Regions from separate parts of the Homo sapiens genome. Here regions 1 and 2 are each linked to region 3. The links are chromatin contacts, found by Hi-C or POLR2A ChIA-PET in ENCODE. All regions are on one chromosome and are shown on one strand. The core of a region is the stretch at or near the end of the contact, and the rest is flanking DNA. Distances in the headings are between cores, read along the strand shown. Region 1 has its middle 25 kb from the start of LINC01967. Region 2 holds the start of LINC01967 (long intergenic non-protein coding RNA 1967). Region 3 overlaps AZI2 (5-azacytidine induced 2).

The links. A loop is a pair of places that touch in the nucleus more often than their neighbours do. ChIA-PET counts read pairs that join two places held with the same protein, here RNA polymerase II (POLR2A). Pooled maps may share reads with other maps.
Region 1: a pooled map shows a loop between it and region 3 (11-fold over the local background). The contact joins two enhancer-like sites. A Hi-C loop is called at or near these places in 1 of 37 single-sample maps with no recorded cell type and 11 of 50 pooled maps. POLR2A ChIA-PET finds 5 or more read pairs at or near these places in 4 of 52 experiments (OCI-LY7, T-cell, WTC11 and 1 more).
Region 2: a loop to region 3 is called in a map with no recorded cell type, with 2.3 times the contacts of the local background. The contact joins the promoter of LINC01967 here to the enhancer-like site in region 3. A Hi-C loop is called at or near these places in 3 of 37 single-sample maps with no recorded cell type and 5 of 50 pooled maps. POLR2A ChIA-PET finds 5 or more read pairs at or near these places in 2 of 52 experiments (GM12878 and WTC11).

Annotation. Positions count from the first base shown.
Region 1 is chr3:28,052,635-28,055,334 of GRCh38, reverse strand. No RefSeq gene overlaps it. Among named protein-coding and RNA genes, the nearest start is that of LINC01967, 25 kb to the right of the region's middle. Within about 2 kb of position 1,379, at least 2 of the 41 ENCODE cell types and tissues checked have a DNase peak (open chromatin) inside an H3K27ac peak, as active enhancers do.
Region 2 is chr3:28,027,189-28,029,975 of GRCh38, reverse strand. It overlaps LINC01967 (long intergenic non-protein coding RNA 1967), which reads left to right and starts at 1,372. Exons shown (of 3, transcript XR_001740553.2): 1 at 1,372-1,467.
Region 3 is chr3:28,325,000-28,328,030 of GRCh38, reverse strand. AZI2 (5-azacytidine induced 2) reads left to right here. Exons shown (of 8, transcript NM_022461.5): 7 at 1,081-1,199. CMC1 (C-X9-C motif containing 1) reads right to left here. Exons shown (of 4, transcript NM_182523.2): 4 at 2,889-3,031. Among named protein-coding and RNA genes, the nearest start is that of ZCWPW2, 22 kb to the left of the region's middle. Within about 2 kb of position 1,415, at least 3 of the 41 ENCODE cell types and tissues checked have a DNase peak (open chromatin) inside an H3K27ac peak, as active enhancers do; they include GM12878, where a contact is called at or near this core.

The DNA of each region.
Region 1 (2,700 bases), core at 130-2,629, 270 kb after region 3:
GAACTGCTTTGATATAATGAAATATACCAGTATTTTTCAAATTTTAACACTCCTATGAATCACTTGGAGGATTGTATTAAAATGCGTATTTCAATTTGGTAGAACTAGTGTGGGGTCTGAGATTTTGCACATCTAGCATGTTTTCTAGTGATGTCGACCTGCCGGTGTACAGACCACACTTTGTGTTGCTAGGACTTACACTATCTCCAGAGTCCCCTGAGTGACTGAATCACAATTACTTCTCCTTCCCCACAGGCTTTCACTGGACATTTCTTCCTTACTTAGCTTCTTTCTCTTCCAGTTCCACTTCTCCTCTTCCTTACTAGATTTTTCTGGAAACATTTCTAATAAATCACTGTCACAGGAATCTTTATTTCAGCATGTGTGTCTGGAAAATCCAACCTAATACAGAGTCCAGGAGTTTGATTTTGGACATATTATATTTGAGGTGCCAAAGAAATATACAAGATGAACTGTCCGATAGTCAATAAGCACTAGTGATAACCATGCCTTCATTCTTTCAGTTCTCCCTTCTTAGCAACGAGTGTCCTGAGAATACAGGGCATTTAAGCAGACCTCTGGTGTCTCAGGTTTGTCCCTCAGAATTTAGAAGAGTAAGTTTCTTTTGCTGTATTCTTGTTTGAAGTCTTTGAGAATTGATAATCTGTATATCCCATTAGCCAGAATATTCTGCTGTCTGAGTGCTTTTCAAATATTAATGTATATATGAACAATCTATGGATCTTGTTAAAACACAAGTTCTGGTTCTGTAGATCTGGGAAGGAACTAAAGATTCTGTGTTTCTGACAAGCTACCTGGTAATACTGCCACTGCTGGTCTGCAGACCGTGTGAACTACACTTTGAGAAGCAGGGTTCTAAAACACACTTCACAGGTCTAATTTTCAAGGAAACACTCTGAGATTGAATGAGGCACTGATAGCAATGGTAATAGTAGAAGTAGTGATAGTAGTAGTAATAGCTGACATTTATTATTTACATTTACTAAGTACACACACTCTGTGTTAAGCCCTACTCAAATTATCCTACAAATACCAACTCATTTATTCCTCACAATAATGCAGAGATATAAGAATAAAAAATGGTTGATTTTTATTCCAACGGTTTTAATAAGTTAACTATTGTTCCATATGGAAAACCTCAGGATATATTGGTGGTAAGCTATAAAAGTCCAAATATTTAGAGTTGTTTTGCTAGTAACCACGTCATTTCCAAGAGGAGAGGGCATGTTTGGGAAGTGAACACAGCCTAACACATTCTTTCCAGGGAGTGATGGAAAAGAACCAGAAAATGTATATGAGGGAGCAATGTGTGAGGTGGCCTCCTTGGGTGACTGTTGTGGGTGACTACCTATTGCAGTTGTTAGATTTATTTCAAAACTCAGTTTAATCCCCACTTCACCCCACCCCTGTGACTCAGTTTTAAGCAGTTGAGTTTGAAAATGACAAGGATGACTCAAGCATTGAAATCTCTGTGAAAACAGGAGACACCTCCTCCTACCCTCAGCAATCTTTGTTTTCTTCCAAATGCTAAGAACCCACACTTAACACACACACAGAATAAGATATGTACAGAATTTTTTGACTTAATCAAAATAAATGCTTCTCCAAATTGAATTTATTCTTACTTTTTTTTTTTTTTTTTTTGAGACAAAGTCTCGCTCTGTCACCCGGGCTGGAGTGCAGTGGCACGACCTCGACTCACTGCAACTTCTGCTCCTGGGTTCAATCGATTCTCCTACCTCAGCCTCCTGAGTAGCTGGGATTACAGGCAGGTGCTACCATACCTGGGTAATTTTTGTATTTTTAGTAGAGACGGGGGTTTCACCATGTTGGTTAAGCTGGCCTCGAACTCCTGACCTCGTGATCCACCCGCCTCGGCCTCCTAAAGTGCTGGGATTACAGACATGAGCCACCGCACCCAGCTATTCTTACTTTTGAAGAAAACTGAAATAATGTTCAAATAGCAATCAAAAGGGCAGTATATCACTATATTTTCTTGTTTTCAGAAATCAAAAGTTATCAGATAGATATATAGTTGTAAAGAGAAACTATTTTCCTTTTAAATAAAGGTTTTGTTGTTGTTGTTGTTGTTATTTTAAATAGTGATGAGGTCTTGCTATGTTGCTCAGGCTGGTCTTGGACTCCTGAGCTCAAGCAATCCGCCCACCTCGGCATCCCAAAGTGCTAAGATTACAGGCACCAGCCACTAAATGAGGCTTTATTTTATGAACAAGAAGACTAGCTATGGCTTGAAAGAAAAGTATAGTCATATCTATTTTTATCTCATTAAATATCCGGGATCCTTTATGATGTGTTATGGCTACTCACTAAGAAACAGATTTAAAGACTTAGTTTGTTAAGAGGGAGCAGAAGGGTACATGCTGACTATCTGGTAGGGGAGATAACATTATATACCCCTGGGCTATGAATTAACTTGGGGTGATGTGAGAGCACATTCTTTTTGGTGTTATCATATGTGTGAAGTAATCATAAAATATAACTGTGATGAATCCAATTTCAAAAATCTACTCTCTATAAAAGACGCATCTCTAGCACCTGAAGAGATGAGACAGTGGTAAACTCAGGCAGGAGAGGTTGGAATCCAGTTGTGCCACTTACACCTGGTCAGCAAATCAGCTAGGAGCTGGTGGTGGGATTCTGACCAGGGGATGAAATATA
Region 2 (2,787 bases), core at 123-2,622, 300 kb after region 3:
AAGCATAATAAAGGAGGAAGATTTGGGAATGCAAGGGTTGGGAAGATCAGGACTGACAGCTGCAGATTGAGGGCAAGGAGAGGTAAGTTACATGGCAGGTTCTCAGGAGAAAAGACAGACCATGTGAAAGTCCTAGCAGGGAAATGTCTTTGGAGAAAAATTAAATTAAAGGACAATTGAATGAATATATATTAATTTGTTCTCTTGACTGAACTCTGCAGTTCTCTCCCTCTTTGACCCCAAAACTTCAGTCAAAGGCTATGAGACCTTTATGTGAGAGGGGAATGAAGGGCAAGTCTAATAAAGAGGACTGTAATGTTTCCTAACTCAACACTCTACTGATATCAACATAGTGGCAGCAGCATCTCACAGAGACAGGACAAAATCTCAGAGCTGCAGTCAGTGAAACTAGCAGAGGCTCAGGTCCAAGCCAAGGCCTGCAGACAGAACCTCATGATAAGAGAGAAGCAGCCTGCAATGGCTGTGATGGAGATTGCCTAAACAGAAATACAAATCCCTAGGACAAGGTTTCTGAGCCTTGGCACTATTAACATCTGGGGCCCAATAATTCTTGGTTGTGAGGTGCCATCCTGAACATCATAGGATGTTTAGCAGCAACCCAGGTCTCTACCTCTAGCACCACTCTTCTCCCCAGTTGTAACAATCAAACAGGTTTTACACTTTTACAAATATCCTCTATGGGCAAAATCACCTGGGTTAAGAACCACTGTCCTGAACCAGTCCTTTCAGAGATACTGGGAGAAGCTCTGGACATCTGCAAAACATGGAATGTTGACTTAAAGCCATAGGACTGAAGAACTCCAGGGTGAAGACAACTGAGTTACAGTAATATAAGCAGAAATGTAGCGTCAGAAAGAATTGGGGAGCTAGGGGTGGTTGTGCCTTTATGTTTAGGTGTTTATGTTTAAAGGGAGCACTCACTGGTCTCTAAAACACTTTTTTTCCTCCAGGAAATAAAGTTCTGAGGTTCTGTCACCATTAGCAGGATATGCCGTTTGCCCAATTCCAATATACTTTTCCTTTTAAAAAAAACCCTGAGTATTTAATTGAAATAACCAAAATGAAGACCCAAAATGAGTTTCTTCAATTTTGGTTTCCAACAGAGAAAGACTGTGATTTGGTTCAAGCCACTTGTGAGCTGTCCGCCTGCCACGGGTGCTGCATTTATAGCACCCTTGATTAGATGTGACATTTTCTCACTCTGAGTATTTTGCCCGTATTTGAAGAGATCCACACAGGGGACCTTATTAAAATCTGCAGAAGCCTGTGAATACGTGAGGATGCACTTATGTGAGGGGGAGGGAGAGAATGGATTTTTATCTTCTGGGAATCTGGTGGTTTTATTTTATAGGAGCTTACAAAGGAATGAGCAAGAGGAAAGAAGATTCTGGTCTCACTTAAAATGGACTGCGGTACCTCCTCTGCTTGAAATTCAAAGAAGCCAAGGTAAGCAGAGTTGAAATTGTTTTCATGGCTCACTAAAGTGAGATCTGCTTCTGTTAAACTCTAGATTCTTCTGCTAATTACAGTGAAGAGATGTGGATGGCACAGAGCAACAGATCACAATGACACCATGTTTGCTAGGATGCACACATTCAAATCTGTTCCTGCTCACAAAAGATGTGACTTCCACTCCTCCCAGTCCTATTTGTTCCTGATTTGGTTTTCCATTAAGCAAGTTGGGCCCCAGGAAGATAGAATGGAGATAAGGTTCCAATACAAAGCTATTAAAGAATTTGAAGTAGGGCTAGGCGCAGTGGCTCACGCCTGTAATCCCAGCACTTTGGTAGGCTGAGGTGGGCGGATCACCTGATGCCAAGTGTTTCAGACCAGCCTGGCCAACATGGTGAAACCCCGTCTCTACTAAAAATACAAAAAAATAGCCAGGCACAAAGGTGCTTGCCTGTAGTCTCAGCTACTTGGGAGGCTGAGATGGGAGAATCACTTGAAATCCAGAGGTGGAGGTTTCAGTGAGCCAAGACCATGCCATTGCACTCTAGCCTGGGTGACAAGGGTGAAACAAGAAGGAAGGAAGGAAGGAAGGAAGGAAGGAAAGAAAGAAAGAAAGGAGAAGAGAAGAGAAGAGAAAAGAAGAGGAAAAAAGAAAAGAAAAAAGAGAAAAGAAAAGAAAAAGAAAGAATGTGCAGTAGGAAAATTTGTCTTCAATCTCACTTTTGTGTCCCCTTTTCTATCTTGGGCTGGTCCTCTCCTCCCATGCTTGTTCTAGGCCTTCTATATCTAATGTTATAGATTTATCATTTTAAGTGAAGCAGCTCATTCACAGCACTTTTGAAAACCACGTGACTCTTCTTCTACCCTGACTCAAACACACACAAACCTCATATGATTGGATCAGGTGCAGGAACATGAATGAAGACAGCAGTTATGACAGGAGAGAAAAGATGAGCCGGATTCATCAGAAATACCTCAGGAACTTACTTATAATAAATGGTAAAGTATTTTGTTCCTTTTTTAGCCATTATAAATAGGATTGCTTTCCTGGCTTCCTTTTTAAGTAGTAGATGTATAGACATAAAGACAGAATAGAGAGCCCCAAAATAAATCTACATACCCCACGTTGAACTGATCTTCAACAAGCATGCCAAGAACACAAAATGAGGAAAGGGTAGCAGTTTTGATTAATGGTATTGGGAAAACTGAATGTCCACAACAGAAAAATGAAAATGGACCCTTATCTCACACCACATATAGAAATCAACTCAAAATGGATTAAAGACTTAAATGTAAGACCTGAAACTGTAAAAC
Region 3 (3,031 bases), core at 166-2,665:
TTAAATATAAACTATATTCTGTAATTTGAGATATTAGATTTCAAAAATGTTATCCTTTTGAAGTTTAAGTGTTTATGGCAACACAAAAATTGAAGCATAAGGTGACACGTTTGTCTAGTTTGATTTCTGTACTATTAAAATTACACTAGTATCTAAGGGGTAATAATTTTTTTTTAATGTTATAAGATTTAGTCTTACATTTAATATTTTGTGATATTCCTGTACAACAAAATGAGAATATGTGCTGAAGATTTTAATTTCATTTAGTTGGCAATTAAGCAGCAAAAAAAGAAAATCATGAATGTCTGAATATGAATGTTTAATGGAAAACAAAATCTATAAAAATTAGATTTAAAATCACTAATTATAATTTCTTAGATAATTGAGGTAAAATACTTTTAATTATAAAAACAGGAGAGGCATTTTTGAAGTTTCTATTTCTGTTTCATATAATCTTCCCTCTCTAGCTTCTTTTTCCTTACCAGGAAATCATCTGGCTCTTCATGTCTTGTGCTGTCATGTCACATTGGTTTAGAACCAACATTATGAGACAGCCCAGTCAAACATAAAGAATGTAATGCATGAAACCTAAATTTTATTTTAATGTAGACTTGGATATATATTCAGCAGTTGATATATCATTTCAATTCACAGTGTCAAAACAATCAAAAGATAAATACAAATTGATCCATATTTGAATGAATGTAACTTTACTCTTAATCAGATTTGCAAATAAAGAATGTATTTCTTACTACTTACTAATTAATAGCTGCACATTACAGCCTAAAATGAAATCTCAGTTCTGAGACTCTGCAAGAAGCTCTTATCAGTTATAATTTTATTTTTATTATACCGTTTAATATAATAGTTAATTGCTACATATCAGATGGACAGTGTTATTCTTTCAAGATCTTTTCACTTATTAATGCCCTAGTTAAATATCTTTCAATTGTTTTTTTCAGTTTACATCATCTCAAAACTAATTGGAGCAGAAACTTGATCTGCATATTTCTAAAGTTATTCCCTTTTGTCTAAAAAAGAATGATGAGTATTAACTTTTTGTAAAAAAATTTATTTCAGTGATAATATGCAGCATGCATACTGGGAACTGAAGAGAGAAATGTCTAATTTACATCTGGTGACTCAAGTACAAGCTGAACTACTAAGAAAACTGAAAACCTCAACTGCAATCAAGAAAGGCAAGTCACTGTTTACCGGAAACCACTGATTCCAGCCAAACTGCCTGAAGAGCAACTAGCTGTCATATCTTATCAAAATCTCATCAAATGAGAGATTGATAAGCCAAAGTATATATAGTACATTCGCAGCCTACCCATTCTCTGCTTTGGCTTCAGTCTCATACTGGTCAACTTCACACATAAAGGTGTTGCTGATGTGTTTTTTCTTCAGTACTGTATTCTTTTCCCCTTGTGGCTTTTCTCAGCCAAGTGTTGCTTATGTGTATAAGACTGAGGTGTTAAGTTTGCTCTAGTTGACCTTTTACCACAGCTACTTCATATATTTGAAAAAAAAAAAAAAAAGACACCAAAAGCAAATTTTCATTCCAGTGCTACAGAATACACCAAACACCTAGCTTTTTAGGTTGTTTTGAAAAAGAAAACAAACTTTGATTCATTATTTGGGTTTTTGCATTTCTTATAAGCTTTTCTTTCCATAAAGGATATAGCTGATTACAACGAAGACTAGGTGTTCTCCCCTTATGCCCTTCAACCAAACAAAAATTTTCATTGCTTTGCCTTTCATATTTAACTGCTTGACTGATTTAACTTCTTGAGTTTTGTGTTAACTAGTAGTAGCTACTTTCGCCAAAGCTATTTTTATACCTTGGAGAAAAATCAGTACATTTGTACCTAGTATTACATAACAGGTATATTTCTGAAAAGTTGTGTGATACAAATTTGAATGCCCTAAAATTTACTTTTTAAAAATGAGATAGGACTTTTTATAAAAGATTATCACCATCTAGTTTAAAATTACTTATTTATATTTCACATTGTCTTAAAGAGGACACAAGAGGATTGTGTCATAAATAGTTCTCCTCAGGAGTGTTTATTAGTGAGGAAAAATGTTAAATTTTGGGAAGGAAAATTGAATGTAGAACTCCTTTTCATTTTTAGAGAGTTGGTTACATATAAATCAGGGAAAATAGTATGGTGTTTTAGCAAGTCCAGCTTAATTTTTGGTTCACTTTGTCCTTGAGTTTTCCAGTGGTCAGAGTTATATATGAGACCAAAGGTTGAATGTACAAATAAGATCTCTCTATAAAGGGACTCACAGAGTAATTCTGCATTGAGTTTTCAATGTAGCTTTGTTTACATGATAAATAGAACTACCAAAGAATAATAAAGGAGCAATGCTCTTTTCATACTTGGACATGGCTCATCCTTGTGTTCCTTCCTAGCTGATTAATATTTTTCGGTGCTTTGGAACATAAGTTTTCTAGCACTTTTCCTATGACAGTGGTAGGCTCAAGGTCACCACTCCTTACACAGAACTCATTGCTTTGAGGAGTACAGAGATGAGACTAGAACCACCTTTCTCCTGACCTTTGTATCACCTTTTTTCCAAAGCCAAACACTACACTTCCAGTTCTCCTCCATCCATATCCACCCTCCCAGGAAAAACAATGAACTTATTTTATAATGTCGTTCAATCTGTTTCTTCTAAAATTACATGAAGTCAAGCCTTAGTTACACTTGGCCATCCTTCTTGAGCTAAGGATAAACTTACCTTTCCACACTGGTAGGCTGAGCTGGAGGGAGTGGAGAAACCTGTATTACCAATGTGCTGGCTGTGGTGAAATAATAGCTTTTAAGTAGTCTTTTTCTAGGCCATTGCATTTGTACAAAACTTTTTTTTTTTGGCTGTTTTTTTTTTTTTTTTTACTTTACCTACATTGTGACCACAGTAGCATTAACATTTGCTGTGTTTTACAAGAAACAAGATTTCACAAATTTTATTTAAACTGCTTTATCCATAAAAGCCTTTGATATATAAAAACTTCATTTGG